2 separate regions of the Homo sapiens genome follow, and region 2 is linked to region 1. The links are chromatin loops, found by intact Hi-C in ENCODE. Cell type or tissue: CD14-positive monocyte. All regions are shown on one strand. Links, peaks and the distances in the headings refer to the core of each region. The heading gives the core; the rest is flanking DNA.

Region 1 (10,474 bases), core at 2,988-7,987:
GGAAATGGAAGGGAAGGAAAAAAATAAAAATGGGAAAATGTATCACAAAAGAGAGAGCAAAAAAAGATTTTTAATTATACAAAACATCTACTTGGCTCTGCCCTTTTGCAAAACCAATGCAGCAGAAGAAGTAGTGCCTGTGGAGTTGGTGTTACCATGTCTTCACAGGTCTCCTAGGTGAAATTTTGGTATTATGAACAAGGGGCTTGCCTCCATTGACTTTCAATGAAAGAGCTATCTTTGCTTTTAGGAAGATGGTCTCATAACTCTACTTAAAATATTTACTGAAAAATTTTCGTTATAAGAGCATAAAAATCTTAGAAAATAGCTTATACTGAAAATTGGTTGTAAATTAAGTAATTATTTTTGCTTTGGATACTAAATAATGCACTGCTTATGGAAATTGATTATCTTCTAATTTTTCTGTCATTTACTCATTTTGGAAAAATTAAAATTTTTGTTGCATTTATTTTTATTTAGTATAAAAATTGATAAACATTTCAGTGGAGCATTGATCCTTAACTACTGTTATTTTCTGTTTCTTTGATTATGGATTATAAATATCTTTGCTCATTTGAATTTCAAAATTATTAATTCTTCATTTTTTACTTCTTTACTCATTCAATCAATTTCTGAAATAGGGTTAGATAAATAAACTTTGAATAAGAGGAAGTAGTGTGGATAATGGAAAATAATTGACTTGACAGTTTAAAGACCTAAGCTGTAGACCAGAACTATCATAATGAGCTGTGGGTCCCTAAGCAAGTCTTTTGACTTCTCTGGTTCTCACCTTTTTCATTTGTTAGTTGCCTGATAGATTAAATTCAATGGTTTCTAAATTATTCCATAGCCCTAAACACTGCCTATATGATTTAGAATAAGCTAAACATTTAAATAGTAATAGAAGTTTGTAGTCATATATTTGCTCCTAAAATCAAGTTAGTCAGATATATGACTTACGTGATGTCAAATTGGGTCAAGAAAACAAACCTAGGTTATAGCTCTTATCTTAGAAAACATGACGTGTGTTTTAAGGACACATGTTGGGAGAAGTTTGCATGGCCAATACCAGATGAGCACAGCCAAGATGCAGAATGACTGGAGAACACTATATGATCCTGAACCATCAAAGGAAGATTAAATTATGGTTAGTAGACTGTAATTAACTCAAGGCAAAAGCTAGTGTACTTTTGAAAATAAATTACCACCAGATGTTTAACAAAAAATGATTTTCTCTGTGGTCTTTACCTAACCATAAGATTGTATTAACTAGAACACCTTATTCCCCAAGCATCCTCATGAACCAACATTCCATCACACAAAATAAAGTATATATAATCATAGAGAAACCGGAATGGTAGAGTCTTGTATTTTTATTTCATCTGACAAATGTATTTGTCTCTAAATCTAACATTGATAACTGTGCATTTCTGTATATTAGCATATATAGTTTTATTTAAATATTAAGTTCAGTGTCGTTACATCTAGAAAGCCTTTTCTAACTTTCCAGAAAGGAGTGACCATTCCCTCTTGTAATCTCCTTTGTAATCTGTTTATATTTATGTCATTTGTTGAACTAATTCACAAATATCTCCCCGCTGAAGCTCTGAGCTCTTCGTTTGTTTGTTTGTTTTGTTTGTTTGTTTGTTGTTGTTGTTTTTCGAGATGGAGTCTTGCTCTGTTACCCAGACTGGAGTGCAGTGGTGTGATCTTGGCTCACTGCAACCTCTGCTTCCCGGGTTCAAGAGATTTTCCTGCCTCAGCCTCCTGAGTAGTTGGGATTACAGGTTCCAGCCACCACACCCGGCTAATTTTTGTATTTTTAGTAGAAACAGGGTTTCACCATGTTGGCTAGGCTGGTCTTGAAGTCGTGACCTCAAGTGAGCTGCCCGCCTGGGCCTCCCAAAGTGCTGGGATTACAGGTGTGAGCCACCATACCCAGCCAGCTCTGTGCTCTTAAATGCAATGCTTGTCTTTTCTTTTTCTGTATTGTGTAAATACAGCCCATTTCTGGCATATCGTAGGCATTCAGTAAATGTCTTTTTTTTGAGGGGGGGATTTTTTTTTATTATACTTTAAGTTTTAGGGTACATGTGCACAATGTGCAGGTTTGTTACATATGTATACATGTGCCATATTGGTGTGCTGCACCCATTAACTCGTCATTTAACATTAGGTATAAGTAAATGTCTTAAAGTATCATAGAATAATCAGAAATCCTATTTAAAGAGGCCTAAGTTACAATCTCTAATGCACATGTATCTGCTTTTTTTGTTTGTTTTCACTAGTTTTAATTTACACAATGCTTTGTTTCCTATCTTTTCTGTGCTCCTGCACTACCTGCTGAGAATCAGCAATAGACCATATGTAGCTTTGGTGTCATTTTTATGGGCAGTTTCTGGCTAATTTGGACTCAGTTTGCCCCAGCCTCCTATTATGAAAACTCTGTGGGAATCCTTCCTTCCATGCACCTTCTTGACTTTTCAAAACCTTCTACATTGTTGTCCCAGTAATGAATTGCCCCATGTTCCAAAACTACTATGTTTCTCTTTTCCTAGTCATGTCCCTTTAATATGTTTTCTTTTTTACATTTCAACCCCAACCTCATCCATTACCTTTATATCAAAAATATTTCTGAAGATCTAAGCTTATAGTCATCATCCTGTCAATGTATGTGTGTGTGTGTATGTGTGTTGTCTATCCTGTACCTGCCTTCTCTAGTCCTTCGCAGCCTCTTCTTCCTTTGCCACTTTACGCACTCCAGAGTGGAACAATGGGCCCATTTAGAGTCTTTTTTTTTTTTTTTTTGTAGAGAGGAAAAGATGCCTCTACAAAAAGCTTGTGAAATTGATGGATTATATCTTGAACATTGATATCTCTTTCAGTGCTCTTCTCCCATCTTTAGTCACTACTTTTGAATCTTTTCTATTCCCTACTATAAGAGTAAAGTGTCTCTTCTCTAGTGAAGAGTAGTGTTCATTCTTTTAAACATGTAATACTTAAACACTCTTTTTACTGAGAAATAAAACTATCATATCTTGTTTCCAGTTTCTATTTGCCATTTTTCCATTGAGTTTATAAGAATTATTTTCATTGATGTTGTTTTTATTTATTTATTTATTTATTTTTGAGACGGGGTCTCACTCTATCCCCCAGACTGGTGCAATTATAGCTCACTGCAGCGCCAAACTCCTGGGTTCAAATGATCTTCTTACCTCAGCCTCCCAAGCAGCTGGGACTACAGATGTGCACCACCACACCTGCTTAAATTTTTTTTTATAGAGATAGGGTCTTGCTTTGTTGCCCAGACTGGTCTCAACCTCCTGGTCTTAAGCAATCCTCCCAAAGTGCTGGGATTACAGGTGTGAGCCACTACATCCAGCCAATAATTATTGTTTTTAATTATGACAATGCTCATCTAAAGTGTAACTGGTTTACCTTATCAGCTCTTCTCCTAAAATTGTGATATAGTGTGTATTTATTTAACCTCAGAAAAAACAAGGGTGATGGGAGGTACTTGAGAGTTCTGCCAATGAAACCTTCACCTCTTGCTAGATTCATGTAAGAGTCATATTAAAGCATTAACTGTAACTTGTTTTGAAACAATTTGGAAAAGTAGAGAATGGAAAAAGACAACCCCACTAACAATGGGTATTTTTAAAATGTCTATCTTATCTGTCATCTATGAATCAGTAGCTTGACTCTTGCTTAGCTTAATAGTAATAACCTATAAGCATCCAACAACAAGTAACTAATGCCAAGGATTTTTTTTCTTCTAAGAATGGGAAGGCTGAGAAACCACTGGGATAGAAACAGTAATACTCAAATCTTCCAAGTGTTTATTACAAATAGGAGATGGAGGATTGGAAAATATTTTCAAGGGTCTCTTCCATTAACCTGCAGGTTGACAGAAAAACCATCTTGTATGTGGTGAAGTGAAATATAATTTTTACCTCATATTTAGGAAGGAATTTTAAATGACCTTTGGATTTTTATCAAGATTCATTAGCACTATTTCTGAAAACTTGTTTGTTTTATTAAATATTAAGGTTTCATTGCCTGTTAAGTTCTTATGAAGCTAATAACCTAAAAGCAAAGTTAAAGAAATAATCATCTTTCCTCCTTTAGTCCATTTCTTTAATAGCATACTATGTAAACTGTTGATTTCTTGAGAATAAGAGCATGAGTTGTCATAGTACATTCTCAAGAGCTGTTTGATGAAAGGATTTTCTTTTATTTTGATGGAGAAATAAAGACACAAAAACTCACTTAAAATTAATGCAAAAAATAAATTTCTGAGATGGCATCTCCATATCTCCATTTCAATAAGAACAATAACCAAGTCCCATGTAGAGGCCATTACTGATTTCAATTTATAACAAAATGATTTGTGCAAAAACGCTGCAATTGATATCATATCTTTCATGCTAATATTATTTGCATCTTTGCTTTAAAATCATGCTCATCTGGAACTTTCTTTAAGGTAAGGATAAGTATAACATGATTACCATTGCTTTTCTCTTCTTCAAGAGAAACCCAAACATTTAAAAGGTCATGAGTGATGCAACAGAACCAGTTTTTGAATCCTCTTACCGGGTAAAAAGGGGGCTCTTCTGTAATCTACAATTTCAAATACATGTGCATGTCATGAAAGGAGTGTTTACCATTTCCAGTAGCCATCATCTTAGAAAGTAAGACTGGAAAAACGGAGTCAGAACTGGGAATGCTGTCCCATCAGAGCTTGTTGGGGGGCACTCACGTGCTCTGTTTTGCCTGTGGAGACTGCTGGTAGGAATGATGATTTCTGGAAGGGAAGGGAGGTTGGTGCTGGCCTACTGAAAATTAAGCTCTTCTTTTACCTTCTTGCCTCTTAATTTGGTGACTGTGAGATTACCAGTCACAGGTAGTCACTGACTACTGCAAGTTAAGGTTCCGTATAAATATCTGCATCTTTAGAACCTTGGCCCATTTATGTCTTGGATGCATTTTGCTTGGAGTACAAAATAACTCAGTGATTTCTTCTTCTTCTTTTTTTTTTTTTTTTTTTTTTTTTTTTTTTTTTTTTGAGGAATGCCATGCTTTACTTTAGCCTAGATTATAGTTTTTGTGGGTTTTTTTTGAAGTGCTTTTATTTGATTTTTTAAAACAGATGTGATATTTAGTGTGTTAAAAATATAGATATAGTTGGCCGGGCACGGTGGCTCACGCCTGTAATCCCGGCACTTTGGGAGGCCAAGGCAGGTGGATCACGAGGTCAGGAGATCGAGACCATCCTGGCTAACATGGTGAAACCCCCATCTCTACTAAAAATGCAAAAAAATTAGCTGGGCGTGGTGGTGGGTGCCTGTAGTCCCAGCTACTTGGGAGGCTGAGGCAGGAGAATGGCGTGAACCCGGGAGGCAGAGCTTGCAGTGAGCCGAGATCGCGCCACTGCACTCCAGCCTGGGTGACTGAGCAAGACTCCGTCTCAAAAAAAATAGATAGATAGATAGAGATATAGTTAATTATCTTATAGAAAATGTATATTTTTTAGGATATCATCTCTATTCCTTCTATGTTAATGAATCATGCTCTTTAGCATTGATGAAAGTTTCAATTTTGAGAATAGTAGACCTTGTCAGGTGTCACTTTGAGTGCCAGCAAACGGTTGATTTGAGGCAAGAAGAATAAAGTTTAAAAAAGAAAATAAATCTAGCATTTGCTTAATAATTTGCCCTTTGCAGCACCAGAATCTTATGTGACCACCCACATTCATCTGGTTACTGACGTGGTTCTTGCTTCAATTGCAGAAGCTATTTTTGCACCTTTTGTGTCTTTTGAGGAACCGAGTGGGCCTACTTGCTTATAATGATTCATGTCTCAAGTGCACAGGGTGTCCTGAAGTGCTACTGCAGTGGTGTGCAGAAAGGAGGGGGAAACTGAAGCAAACTACTTCCTTTAAGCACTTTGAATGTTCACATGAAGTGGTACTGCAGGAAAGCACACTTTAACTGTTATGTTTTAATGCTTTAGTTATTCTTATGGGAGTTTTGTAATAACTTGTCAGGACAAAAGGGCGATTTTTTTAAAAAAATAACAAATATACGATTATGGGTATTATAATATTATTTTTAAGTAGGTCTTTTATACTGGGAGATAAACTCTGTTAAGATTGTTGATTAATCTATTCAGATTAGGTAGTTTGATCTTCCATGCATTTCTTTGGATCATACTTGAATAAATATTAATTCCATATATGAAAAGTTCCTTTCTTCATTACTTACTAGACTTTTAAAGTCTGAATTTTGCTTTGGTTGGGTTTGGATTCCTATTTCAGAATTTAATTTTAGCACAAAGTATAACATTGCTGAAATAAACTATAGAAACAAATTTACAACAAGGTTATCTGAGACTTCATCCTGCGAGGTTTAGTTGCTAATACACCCAAAGAAGTTCTGTAGAAATCTCAGCTTTGTGGCAGAACCGTATCATGGACTACAATGACACAATTTCTAGTGCTGGTACTTGAAGTTTTAACTCTAGCATTTCACTGTTACAGGGAATTCCCTTTAATTACAAGTATTTATTCAAAAGATTTAAACTATGTTAAAAGAAAGGAAATTCTTTCCTGGGGGCAAAAAAAAAAAGCTTCTTGAGAGATCCAGTTCCAAATTTTCTTTCCTAAAGGAAGGCAGGTTCTGTGAGTGAAGAAGAATGAGCGTGCTTATTAAATTCATTACAGATGTCATCATCTTTTAAATCTTCTTATTCATCTTTTAGATTCCCAGAAGTTGTGCATGAGTTCCTGTGAGGAGAGTTGGCATCTTGGAAATCAAAGACGGTTGTGATGCAGTTTTTTGATATGAGGATAACAGGTTAATAACTAAAATTTATTTATTCTTACTCTCTTGTTACATTAAACTTGAAAAGCTGTTTTGGCCTACTATGGACTCATATATAAACTGGAGGGAGGAAACAATATATTTTCCATCTAGAGAGAAAAGTGTTGTTTTGTTGTATTTTGTTTTTCATAGTAGACTAGTCTTTTTTTTTTTTTTTTTTTTTTTTTGTGACGGAGTCTTGCTCTGTCGCTAGGCTGGAGTGCAGTGGCACAATCTTGGCTCACTGCAACCTCTGCCTCCCGAGTTCAAGTGATTCTTCTGCCTCAGCCTCCCAAGTAGCTGGGACTACAGGCACCTGCCACCATGCCCGGCTAATTTTTGTATTTTTAGTAGAGACAGGGTTTCACCATGTTGGCCAGGATGGTCTCGATCTCTTGACCTCGGCCTCCCAAAGTGCTGGGATTACAGGCGTGAGCCACTGCACCCAGCCCACCAATCTTAATTATAATTAATTATCATTGTTATAATTAAAATAGCATTATTCGACAGAATTTATTTCTGACAAAGTTTATTTTCATGTTAGACTCTACTTAGTGAATCCTAATAACTTTTGCTGTATAATGAGAAAACATCTCAGTAGAAAAGTGAAATCACAATTTAAAAAATTATTTTAAAAGGTATGACAAAATATTAAAAGCAGCATGCTGTAGCCAAAATAAGTCATAAATATCTTGACTAAATAGGCAAACTCTACAAATATATGCAATGATGCCTGCATTGCAGCCCATGTGAAAAAATATGTTTGTTTCTCATTAGGCTTTAAATATCAAATTAGATTTTAATTACATCAAATTAGAGGATGATCATCACAGTATTTTTACTTTTCTCCAAAAGTTTTCTGAATTGCTTGGCAGGATTGTATATAATAGAGTTTTCTCCATATAGACAACTTGCTCATTTTGGAGAGAACTGAGGTTGTTATGGGAATTTTTACTAAAAGAAGCCTTTATAATGAATTTGGCTCTCAGGAAGCCACCTTTTTAAAAATCATCCTGTGGAAATAAGTCTTTATTCAGCTGGACTCTGGCACTCATCACGCCTTCTTTCTTGGTAGTTCCTTTTTCCCCTCATCCCATACTCTCTGAGCATATATGCTCTGAGCGGTGGTTGGGCAATGAGTGTCTAAGTGACTCGTGGGATCAATGTTACAACTACAATGCCCCGAGATGTTCATGTATTTTTTAAAGATTTTACAACTGATCTGTGGCACTTTAATAACAAATACAATGATGTCCCTTCTAAAATGTCATTCACTAATTATTACCATAAGACACGTATTTTGTTTACAAGTGTCAAACCACAAATCCTCAACAAAAGACGAAATGTTTAGAAGTGTCATACCACCAAATCCTCAAGAAAAGACCAAGTGACCATTTACATTTTTAAAAATGTTTTATTATTAAAATGTTGGAAGTGGAGAAGCCGTGTTTGCTGCCAGTCATTGTATACCGTCATTATTTAGGATGTCATTATTTAATGCTCACTTGACTTTTGCCACCACTCAAGTAATGATTAATTTCCTGAGGTAAGGTTTTTTTCTGAGATAATGTTTTCCTAAGCAAAAGATCCCAGATTGACAACCCTGGGTACTGTAGGTCTTTATTCCTCTGCAGAGTAAGCCTGTCTTCCTGCCAATCCCACCCAGCCGTTATCCTGAAGAGACCTCTGAGGAGGTCCATCTAGGAGGCTGTTTATGTGTCTTTCCTTTGGGACCCTGTCTGGGGAAATTATTTAACTGGGTGCCAAACTTATTTGAGTGGGACTCTGAAGAGTGGCCAAAGGAGAGGGCACACTTCTAGAAGAATGCCTGCTCTTCCCTGTAATATCATTTTCTTTCGCTTCAGTTCCTTTAGTTCCATTACCACTGAAATAGCCATGCAGAGGTAATCTCTTTTTTAACATGATCCCCCTCTGAAAAGTGTGATGAGCCTGCCAGACAATGTCTGTCTTTACTGACTAGAGGACTCCTGTGGGCTGTAGCAGCATCCACAGGAAACCCAAAGTCATATCCCCTGAGTTTTATTCTCCAGTAAATTATCTTACTCCTTTCATAGCACTTAAAACCCACTAGAGAAAATTTTAACTGTGAATGCAAAACTGTATTTGGAATTCCGCTCCTTTGTTGGCAGTGGGTGCCAAAAATGACTTTGTGTGGGTTTGGTTACCATAAAAGGAAATCTCAGTGAATAAAGTGACGACTCGCTGTTTTCATATGAGAATTACTCTCATACTGCATTTTTTGATATATCAATTGATTAGGAAACCTGGTATATATTTTAATGAAATATTAGAGAATCTGAAAAATGAATTGACTCTACACAGTCATAGAGAAATACTGTAGCTATAATTAACCATATTACTATAGATCTTTATAGTTCTAAGTGGATCTCTGTTGCAGAAATTAAACTAAAATTGCAGGTAGATACAATGGTACATTTAATGACTTGTAATAATGTTATGAAGTCCAAAGAAAGTATTTTCCTGACTTAATGATTCATTTAATGTAGATTTCCTTATCTAACATACTTTTAAAAATGTTTTGTTATCTATAAGCATTTTTATACATTTTAGTAATAAAATGTAAGCTCAAGAATTTATGCCATTTGGAAGAGTTAAGTTGCTTAGTAAAAGTGTCACCTAACAAAACAAGACAAATGCCATTATCTAATCTTGAAAACCCTATTGTTTTTAAAGTGAATTTATTTTCCTCAGTATAACATGAGTGGAGTAGCAGAGAAACTTTCAAACCCTCCCAAATCCTGCTTGTTTTTAAAGAGAAAGTCATGCCATGTTCAGTAATAGATTATGATGCACACAATTTCCATTGCAGAATCTTTTCAGTTTCCAGGATAAAGCAGCTGTAGAAAAGTGACAAATACAAATAGTCCATATTTTTAATGGTTCATAAATATGATCAATAAATTCTAAAAGAAGCCATCGCTCACTTTCTCTCCCACCTACCTTTCTTTATATGTCTCAGAAACTCCAAGAAGAGACGTGATTTTATGGATAGCAGTTAGTCAAAGGCTCCCCAAGGATAGTGTTGGAGAGAAAAAGACATCCTCAAACATGTTTCAAATCAAATGTGAAAGTTCATGTGAAATAAGCATGATTTCTAGTTCCCTAATAAGCCTTTCACTGAAGTGAAAAACTAGACATTGTGGATCAGAGGAGGGGTCCCTGTAGTGCTGGGACCTCCAGCTTAGGCACAAAGATGGAAGCTCTTCCCGCACAACCCAGGAGAGAAAGCATGGCGTGGGATATCACCTAGCTTCCTGGTAAAATGGTGGGGCATCTCGGGTAGGCTTGTCTTAGAAATTTAAAAGGAAGAGATTTTCTTGACAGAAGCTATTTGCATAATTGAGTTAATGTTTTGAATCTTAAAAACTTTCTGGATAATAAATGCTGTTGGAATATAGAAAGATCCTATGTTAAACTTAGCAAAATTATTTTTTAAAATAAAGTGATAGATAAGACTTTTTTTCTGATTATCCTCCTTCTCCTAAAAATTAAACAATTAACTTAATGGTCTAGACATGTTTTGTTCTGACCATGAGGTATCTGGTTTTGAATTTTGTGTAAGTCACTTTTTT
Region 2 (10,474 bases), core at 3,515-8,514, 85 kb after region 1:
CCTGCTGGATAGCAAAACTTAAGTGACTAGAACCAGAAAAAATGAATTCACTGTATTTTATTCTTGGTTGTTCTTGTAGCAGACAATGCAATCATACTATTATTACTAATTCTTTGCTGAAAGTCCTCCAGCCACCTGAACGGAGCTCCAGACATTGTAATGTGATTCACAAGGAAATCATAACATCATGGCAACTACACAGCAAATTGGAGAAATTAAGACTGGCCAATGAAATTGCAAGATGGAGCAGAATTAAGGCAGCTAAAAGGAAGGTAAGAAAGGAGAGAGTTGAGGAATTATTCCCCAGCAGCCATTGCAGTAGAAAACCTCTGTGAAATAATTATTTTGATGTAAAGAGTGGAGGGTGGGCCAGGAACTATAGAAGAGGAAACATCTGAGGGCTAACTACCTTGATACAGCAAATACACCAATGTGCATGGCACTAGGATACTAGGAAAACATTTTTAGGAAGCACTGATAAAACTAAAGTAACTTGTGATCCTCAATTGTGACATGTGCCTTCAGGCCATGTTGGTATTCCTACCCTTCCAGGCCTCTCAGGATGCCGTATCACAAGATAAATTTAATTACTGACTGCTTAAGCCACACTTAAAAATGAGGAAGAGGTTTGTTAGTTCCCTATTCGTCTACCCCAGAGAGGGAAGCTGGTGGTCCTCTCTGCATACTGCTATGGGAAGCCCAAATTTGAGGTGGGGGCATGGACTCATAAACTCATAGTGGACCCACCGGTTACTAATAAATTTTATTTTACACTTCTTTTTGGCTTTGACTATATTTCATACTAAAGAAACATAGGAAATAATGAGTGAACCAAGAGCCCCTGGACCAAGGAGCGGTGAAGATGTTCTGGCATTCACCACCTCTCACTCTGTGAGTTTGGGCAAGTCATTTAGACTTTCCAACCTCATTTTTTTCATGTAATGAATGGAAATAATAATCCTTAATTGAGGGATTAAATGAGATAGTGAATCTCAGGTGACTGGCACATAATAGTTGCTCAGTAAATAGTAGCAATTTTTATTAACTCAATTTTTTTACAATTAAAATAAAGATAAGTAATAAAAGAACACAAAGCTGTTTTTTTTTTTGATGCCATATTCAAGGGCTGGGGCAAAGAAAATTCACTTTTGTAATATTTGGGAGAAGGTGTGAAATGAAACTCGAATGACAAGAGAAAGTTTCAATTACCTTGACATTTGCTTTAAACACTCTTGATCAAATTTGGACAAGTGTAACCACTTCATACCAGAATGGCATTGGATCTAGTTTTCTCCACTTGAAAGTTTGATGACTGGGCCCTGCATAATTCCCAAATGCCACAATATGGGCTGCAGACAGGTTCTCCAGCCTTAATTGTGAGTTGACATTAACCAAGTCGCCCTGACTCCAAATGATCTCAAAGAATTCCAGTATTCCTTTATGTCTTTCAGACTCTAGAAAACAAAATGTTTAACTCTGCATTGTGCTTATTTCCTTTGTAATCAAAAAGAACATTGCTGTTAAAGGTTAACAGTTTGCATTGGAAATGAGCTCAGGGTTAAAATTAATATGTAACAGTCCATGTTTTTCCCAGTCAGTAGCAACAGATATTCCTAAGTCGTTTGGATAATGTTGGTCTTTTACATTTTTTCTTTTTTTTTTTTCAAACTTTCTCATGTTGAATCTCTTCAGGAAATAGCAGCAAGTCCCATTTGATGACACAATGACCTTATCTTTTTCATAGATGTTGTGACAGTTGCCTGTTGAGAGGGTAACTGCCAATTAAGAGGTGGGTATTTGATAATTTCTTATCTAATGTGGCTCTAAGAAGAAAAGGTCCTTGAACTACCTGTTCCTTCTTTTAGGCCTATATGAGTTTCCCACCTCCACCATAACAAATCACCACAAATGTAGTGGCTTAACACAACACAAATTCATTATCTTACAGTTCTAGATGTCGGAAGCCCCACACAGCTCTCACTGGGGTAAAAGCAAGGTGACTGGAGGGCTGCCTTCTTTCCAGAGGCTCTAGGGGACAATCATTCTCTTGCCTTTTCTGGCTTCCAGAAGCTGTCTTTATTCCTTGGCTCACATTCTCTTTCTTCATCTTCAAAGCCAGCAGTGTTGCCTTGTCTTAGCCACCTCTCTCTGATCACAGCTAGGAAAGTTACTCTGATAGTTAAGGACCCATGTGAATACATTGACCCCACCTGAATAATCCAGTATACGCTCCTCAACTCTGGATCCTTAACTTATCACAGCTGCAATGTCCCCTTTGCCAGGTAAGGTCACATATTCACAGGGTTCCGGGAATTAGAACGTGTGTGTGTGTGCGTGCGCGCGCATGTTGCGGGGGGTGGGGGGGAGGTCATTATTGTGTCTTACTTGAAAGAAAAATGTAATTATAACTTTTGGGGAAAACTTCTAAATATTGTCTGCACCCCTTGAACAGGTACATCAGTTTTCCACCAGACGGGTTTGGAGATGGCTTGTTACAACACGTCAGTAAGTCCTTGACTGAATGCTGTCAACAGAGGAGCTCAGCCTTTCCATGTCATGCACCACCCTGCAGGAAGTGGGGCTTTCCACCACACTCAAGACGTTATCAAGGGCACTAAATTGCCCCCAAGGATCCTGGAGAGCATGAAGGAATGTGAATGAATTGGAAAAGGCATAGAAAGTGGAGTCTTACCCAAGAAAGACCCTGAACAGTCTGGGCAGGTAAGGCAGCTCAGCCTGACTCAGAGATGGCCTCTCTTGAGAGAGACAGGTTTGCCAGAATTGATAAATATCTTGTGTCTGGCAATCTGAGCATGAATATAACAGAAACAGGACAATGTAGCTCTGATTGGATTAGAGAACTGGAGGCAGCTGCAGGAGTCACACAGACAGTAGAGACAGTGAAAAACAGCCCCCTGCCAGGCAGTGTCACTGTGTGTGGCGGTGCCAGGGCGCCTGAGTCTGTCTCTGGGAGGCTGAGGTAATGGCCCCTTCTCCTCAGAGCCCCGGAGGCTGACTGTGAGCTTCTAGGCCCAGACGTGACTGCTCTCTTCATGGGAAGTACAATGTTGAGTGTGTTCCAGGATTTGTCCTGTGCTGGTTTCCCGGGCACATTTTCTTATGCTGCAAATGAGGAAGCGAAGGAGTAGGGAGAGCAGCTGGGGGAGGGAGGAGGCGTGAGGAAAGGGGAAGTTGAAAAGGTGATGGGTTTCCTGGAGTGGGTTAGGCCACGTTCATGGCCCTTCTGTCTCTGACCACTTACAGTAACAGAGACCATTTCCAGAAGCCAGAGGAGTTTGAACAGTCTTGAGGGAGGAAGCAGGTCAGTAACGATGATGAAGAAAATAATATGACTGAAAACAGAGCACAGAGGAATGACAAAGACGTTGCACCTTTTTTTTTTTTTTTTAATTTAAATATTTCACCTCGGCCTCCCAAAGTGCTGGGATTACAGGCCTGGGTCACCACAACCAGCCGCAACTCTTGATCTTGGAAAAATGGAGGCAGCTTCATTGTCAGAGAAGGTCTGGACTTGCTGTTATTTTTTATAGCTGTTGAAATTATTAGGGCCAAATTAATGAATGGAAATACAGAGATATGAGGAAGTTGCCAATAAGCGGTTATATGAAGGCTTCTGGAAGTGAACTGATGTGGTAATCACTTATAATGTATATGTATATCAAATCATCACGTTGCACACCTTGAAAATACACAATTTTTATTTGTCAATCATGTCTCAATAAAGCTGGAGAAAAAAATAAAGTAAACCAGTCTGAATGGCCACGATTTGTGCTTTTGGAAGAAATACATTAAAGCAGATATGCAAGTATTATGGTTTTTGTTGTCATTGTTATTTATAGCAGTCACAATTCATGGCACTGTGGTGAAAACTATAGGCTTTGGATTCAAATGGCCTGTATCGAAATCCCAGCTTGACCATTTATTAATAGTATGACTTTGGGAGACCACTCCAAACCTTGCTTTACTCATCCAAAAAATGGGGATAATACAATACTTATGTTGTAGAGTTGACAAGATTAAATAAGATGATGTGGTTAAAATGATTGGTGCAATGTCTGCACCTTGATACTAAAAAATGTTGGCCTCTATTTTTAAAAATTGTTATTTAGTGGATAAGTATTTTACAAATTTACTCTCATTAGGCTACTATTTATATGTACACCCTGAGCTGAATGAGTTTATCAGACCAGTACCCTTTTGTCAGGGCACTGATAACAGGAAACATAATAGGGAAATTTGGTGACGCGTAAGAGGATGGAGAGACCCATCCCAAGTAGGGGACACTAATCAGGAGAAGTTCGATGATAGGTCCTGGGGGTTGTATTATGAGGCACTGAATACTTGAGGGTATAGTACATAGCCTATTTTACTCTTTTGCTTATTCTAAGTGTATCAAGGATACAACAGAGACAGCTGTCTATAACTTCAAAGTGTACCAAAATTCTGTTTTCCAAGGTATTGAATCTAATTGTGTTTGTTTCTAAAATAAAAATGGATCCCAGTCAAGGAATCCTATTAAATAGCTCCACAACCTCTGGCACCCTTGATCTGTAAGATGCATGCATAGGGCAAAATGATCTCTAATATCCCCTGTGACTTACATTCTGTGACTCTAAAATAATGCTAGGGCCAATGTTATGTATTTCTTTTTATAGGCATTCTCTTTGTCTGGGGAGAGCAAGACCATATGCCAGAAGCATTGTGTAAGTCAGGTCAATTAAGAAGGATTGCTCCTTCGGCCTTGGGTTTGCTTCAGCAAATCTTTAGAGCTGGCTTTTTATTTATAACTCTGTAGAGGACCAAAACAACTCTGCATCTGACTAGGGTGTGGAGGAGCAAAACATAGCTCTATGCATTCCCAAATCATGAATTTTTCTCCTTGACGTACGTGCCATCACAGACAGTGCAGCTGCATGTCATAGATTTTTAAGGCTTGATTACAAACAACCTCCGACAGACTTCCCTGGGAGGATGATGAGGAAGTTGTCCCCGGCACGCAGCTGATCCTTCTCCTCCTTGGAACTGAGGCTACAGCGTTGAAGGGCAAAGATGAGCACCAGTCCTGGCACCTAGGGAAGAATGGGATGAGTTTAGGGTTGGGGTAAAAATCTAGAGCATTCATAATCAATTCTCTCATATATTGGGTTTGATGTATTTTTTTCCTAGCGGTCCTTAACATTCCTCATTTCTACCTGTCAAGAAATGCTAGAACTTGGGGCTGGATTTTCTGCAGCATTCAGGCCATCATTATATTCTGTTCATTTGGTTGCTTGAATTTGGACTGTCCCCCAGTCTCATGCTCCAATGCCCTCAGGTTTTGTCCTTTGATTTCCAGGACCTTAGACAGTGGTCTCTATGCTTACTGGTTCAGATTGAATTAGGGTCTTATAATCTACCCTCCAATCTCCCCACACCCACCCCAAATTTCACTCATAAAGTCAGTTAATAACCCCCAGGACTAGAACAAGTGCTCCTCGTAAATGGTCCCATGGTAACCTGTGCTTGTGCCTTTTGAAATACTTCTTGTGTGTGTCAATGTCTTCCTTTACAGAAAAAACTTCTTGAAGACAGGAACTGAAACTGATTCTAATTGTATCCCTAGTGTCCAGCACATATTAGAGACAAAATATATTTGCAGAATGACTGAATGACTAAATCTCCTGTCAGATACCAGACACGAAAACATGAGCTAATCACCTGATCATTTGGTCCATAGTGATTCCTACCCTGGTCCAGCTTTTGGGTCACGGTGAACAAAGCTACCATCATCCTTGATGCTCGTGAAAGAAACCTCAGCGTAATCATGATTCTTTGCTCTGCTTTGTATACACACTTCATGCAGCTGGTTTTTCCTCTTGAACTTCTTGCATATTATGTGAAGACAAGCACTTGTATTTTTAGAATGTCTGTACCATTCATTTAGACCCTTTCCTCAAGTGGAAATATGGCACTGAATGACTCAGTTGCAATTAGTCCCCTGAAACAAAGACTTTTACCTATTTCATAGAAGAATATTTTTCTGTCCTTTATAGTAGGGTAACCATATCATTTATATTCCAAACCAGAATTGCTTTGAGAGTGAATGAGGCCACTATTAATAATTGTACAGGTCAACTAGGGGTAAATTTGGACTCTACAGGGCACAGTGGGACATATGGTTGCCTTATTTATAGATGAAGATGCTGCTGAGCTAGCACCACCAAGCGTGTGATGTGTACATGATGAACCAGTTACACCTCATTACCAGGGTATCTCTGTCACTGGTATGACAGATGTGGACAAGGTTGATTTGTGCCCAGCTCTTAATTTATGGAAGTGAATGAGTAATGACAAGAGAGGCCAGTGCCATTGAAAGAAGGTTTTTATTACCTACAGTTTCCAAGAAAAGGGGGCCACCACATCACAGAAGGCCACGTGGGGAGGCACCAGGTTTGGTCAGGAGGCAGAAGGAGGTGCAAGGGGAGACCATGGCCAGAGCCCTCATTGTGTTTTTCATAGGAGAGGAAAGGGAGGGTAGGGAAACAGCTTAGGGTGGCTCAGTTTGAATAAAGTCAGTGAGCTCTGGTCTAGTGGGGTGGTTTCTAGTTTGGTACCTGGCCCTAGGGCAGGGGACTATTGACTGGGTTTGTGGGAGTTAGTTCAATGAGGTGGTTCGAGGTACTAGTTTTGGGATGGATCGGAGGGTTGTTAATGCAATTTTATGGGCCAGTGCAAGTGGATCACAGGGAAGATGCAAACAACTGTGGCTGTTCATTTGTCCCTGTGATTAATGGATGCCAAATGCAGAATCTAAGAGATGCAGAACAAAGGTAGTTGTTGAAAGGTAGGGTGCACTTCTGGGAATAGAACATAGATGGCCTCGGAGAGACCCACTGGCTGGGTGGAGATTAAACCAGCAAACTTCACATCATTAGCTTGAAGCTCTGATCCATACTTACCCAGCCTGTTCTCAGCTTAGGGAATAACAACTTCTAGAGTTCTTGGGACCCAGAAGAAAAAGGCAGTACTCAGGGTAGGTTGAAGATGCATCTTGGAAATCAATGGTTTGGAGAAGGCTCCTGTCCAGGTTTTGCATGAAGATGTAAAAAATAAATACTTCTTAGTATATTTTAAAGAATGCTGTGGATGATTGGCTTTATTTTAGGAATTATGTGAATGTGAAGTTCTTCTCTTAGTTTTATGTCAGGGAGGTGTTTACCATGGTGAATAGATAACCCAAACTTGTGCTTTCCAAGGATGGGGTAAGGAAACAGTGAGTCCAGCAGGAGTGCAATGAAGGTACAGCACCACATGCCCTCATCAGAGCCTGACAAAAAGGCCGTGGCAACATTCATATCCTTATTTTATAGCTAAGGAGACTGAGAGGGGTTAAGTGAGGAGTCCAAAAGGCTGCAGCTTTTCAGAGGCAGCATTTATCACAGAACGAGGTCTGTCTGACTCCTCACTCAGGGTCCTGGCAGTCTGACTTCTCTAGACTCAGCTGTGAGTTTCCATGTGAAAGAAAAGTAGCAGTTCTTTCCACTGAGCCAGCTCTTGCCTGGTTTAAGGGCCTGGTTTAAAACCTGCAGACAGTCTCCTAGGAATGGAAGGCCCTTCCTTCTCTGGTTCTAGCAGCGGGCGGGCTTTTGCTTATCTCCCAGCATGTTGCCGTTTATGGATTTGGGCAAAATAACAGAATTGCACAGCTTTGGAGTGTCAGACTTCTTTTTTTCCTTTTTCTTCCACACTGAGCTTCCTGTTTCTATGGCAATGAATAGGATGTTTTGCACCAAGAAACACTTTAAATGCCACTGGGGGAAGGTAAGAGCCACGCATAGCTCTCTACAGAGCAGGAAGGTGAAATGAGATGCAAAGAAGAACTGAGTGAAACAAGGAGAGAAAGGATTCAGAAAAGCTGGGAGCGAGGTGAGAGGCAGGAGGAAGGAGGTTAAGAAGCATCTGTTTGGAAGGAGAAATAAAATAGAGATAGCAACATGGCAGAGAACTGGAGCCTTCAGAGTGGCAGCCTCAGGTTCCGGTGTATCTTCCAGCACTTAGAAGGAACACAACTTCCTGAGAGCCACAGGAGTGGAGGGACAAGTAGTCTTCTGGAAGCAGGCTTGCAGGAATGCTGGAGGCACTCCCACACACTCGCACTACATAGGACCCAATTGATGGTGTCTTCCAGTGTAACCTCTAAGATAGGGAGGCTCAAATATCCCCCGTGAATACTTACCATGCTCATCTAGGCTGGCACAAGGCCCCTGAAGTCAGCTCTTCCACCTACCTGGTCAGAACTAGGGTTTTCGATCTGTGACCGATGCCTGTGGGCTGACTCAGGAGGGCAGTGATGGCTTCCTTGCCTTTACCACCTTCTCTATTTGGGTGGGATCATCCACGCATGCTCCCAAGGAGGCAGATAATTTATAATAATGAGGGATGTGAAAGGACACTTTGAAAATTAAAGTGGCGACTTGGAAAACATTCTTTCTCTCTTTCCCCTGTCCACCTTTCTCCAACCACACACAAAATTATATGACCTAATCAGCATGCTGGAAAGAAAGGCCACAGAACAATTAAAAATGGAACCTAGTAGAGCCTAAGTGCATACTAACTACTTCTCACTTTTGATTTTGCTAATTCGAATTCCTCCGCCACAGCCACGCCAAATCCAATCAAGCTCTGTCTAGCTTGAAGTTCCTGTTCTATAAGGTTTTAAGATCCATAAACTGCAATTAAAGGCACAGTAGTAGGAAGAGTCAATCAAAGGGGAGCCTCAAAATAGCTGGTCCCCCTGGAAAGCCAAGGCAGATATATTTGTCCAGCTGCTTGTGGGAGAAGGCCCGAGGCCTCTCACTCACTCGCCAGAGGCCCGTAAAAGGCTCACCTACAGCTGCTTGTGAAATTGGTTCCTTGTAAGTGAAAGTCGACCAAGAGTCCTATGAGCCAGTGGCAGCTGGACAGAGAGGACCTGGGTGCCAAACGGGGCAGGAAATGGCCAGGGGCCAGGGTAAACAACCTGGGGCAGGAGCTGAGGGGAGCATCTGTCCCAGGATAGCTCAGAGAAGTGCTGCTTTCCAAGGGTTTGGCCAGGGCGACTTGATTTATTTTCAGCAAAATCTGGGTATGCCCTAATTTACTATGGGAGCCTCGAATTTGCATGTCTGCTTTAAGAGACCCTAACAAGCACGCATAATAAAATGTTAATTTATGCCTTCTGCTAGGATTGGAATTGAGTGTGGCTTGACGCAACTGCAAAACAGAACAAATCTGGAAACTCTGGCAGGCAGAAGAGGAGAGTGGAGGGAGCACGTTTCTTTGAGTTTGGGAAGGGAGGCTGAGAGGAGTCTGGGAAACTTCCTGGCACCCAACTCCCTCCAGAACCCCTGAAGGGACTTTCTACAACAGCAGAGGGATGGCCCTTCTGTCTCTACAGCACTGACCGAGCACTACAGTATCGAACAGCACTGGGCACAGACTAGGTCCTGGGTAAATATTTGGTGTGTTGATTAATAATATGAGAATGTTCTGAGGTCAAACACTTCCTTCCATGTTTTGGGAACAGTGAGGTCTTGCATAGAGCTTTAAAAACTCCACACCCAGCTTCACATTAAAGTGGAAAGCCAGCACACTTGTGATGTTCTGAGCTATTCTAAATAGCAGCCCTCCCTGGGTCTCTGAATTCTTCTGAACCTAGTAGTGCCACTGCCTTGGGCAGTTTTGTGGAAATGCCTCTTCCCATTCAGCTTTGCCCAGACCATTCTATCCTGATGTTATTCCCATGGCTGGCACTCCAATGTGTCCTAAACCTGTCCGGTTTCTAGAAATATGACAAACATTACCTCTATTTATCCCTTTCTTCTGTTCTTACTGACACTGAGCTTGCAGGATGGCAGTATTAAAATACACCAGCAGACTTCTGGCAGGTGGTTGTAAACATCTTTTGGAGTTCCTTCCCAGTCTATGACACCATTTCTCAAGGAATCATCCCCCTCTCCACAAAAGGGAAGGCCAAGTAACCGAGCATCCACCATGACTCTTCCACTTTGGCCATAGATTGCATCAGAGTTCTCACTGACCCAAGCTGGACAATCAATATCTTTCTCTTGGGAATTTGGAATTGGACTTAAAGAAATGGATAACTAGAGATCAGCGTCTGTGTTTGGCTCAGACATGAATTTTGGAGCCATGGTGGCCATACGCAGGGAGAATCAGAACAAGTCAGTGTGTAGAGAAAACCAAAAGGCAATGCCAAAGAATGAACCGAGTCAAAAGAGGCAGGGCTACATCTGCTATTGACTTCTGAGGATGACTTTGCATCTTTACAGTAAGTTCTTGTTTATTGATTAGCCAAACTTTGCTGGCTTTGATGCTTGTAACCAAAAAGACTTTAAAAAGACATGAATAAGTTTTGCCATGGATTTCTGTAGCCCCAATCCACTCTGCATGCCTAACCCTAGTCTCTTTCAGATGC

What was found. Hi-C counts contacts between places; a loop is a spot of excess contacts. Peaks named below come from ENCODE experiments on the same cell type or tissue, not always from the same donor. Only the 100,000 strongest peaks of a DNase experiment are listed, where the experiment ranks them.
Region 2: it touches region 1 in a loop (2.9-fold over the local background); 2 of 110 quality-filtered maps call a loop at or near these places.

Annotation. Positions count from the first base shown.
Region 1 is chr6:142,779,901-142,790,374 of GRCh38, reverse strand. It overlaps HIVEP2 (HIVEP zinc finger 2), which reads left to right. Exons shown (of 10, transcript NM_006734.4): 3 at 6,760-6,854. Among named protein-coding and RNA genes, the nearest start is that of HIVEP2, 160 kb to the left of the region's middle. In CD14-positive monocyte, for the core only: no CTCF peak of the experiment used is centred there; a DNase peak (open chromatin) is centred at 5,864.
Region 2 is chr6:142,695,360-142,705,833 of GRCh38, reverse strand. No RefSeq gene overlaps it. Among named protein-coding and RNA genes, the nearest start is that of HIVEP2, 240 kb to the left of the region's middle. RefSeq lists an enhancer at 3,023-3,252. In CD14-positive monocyte, for the core only: no CTCF peak of the experiment used is centred there; DNase peaks (open chromatin) are centred at 4,993 and 5,613; H3K4me3 peaks cover 1,849 bases; H3K27ac peaks cover 2,423 bases.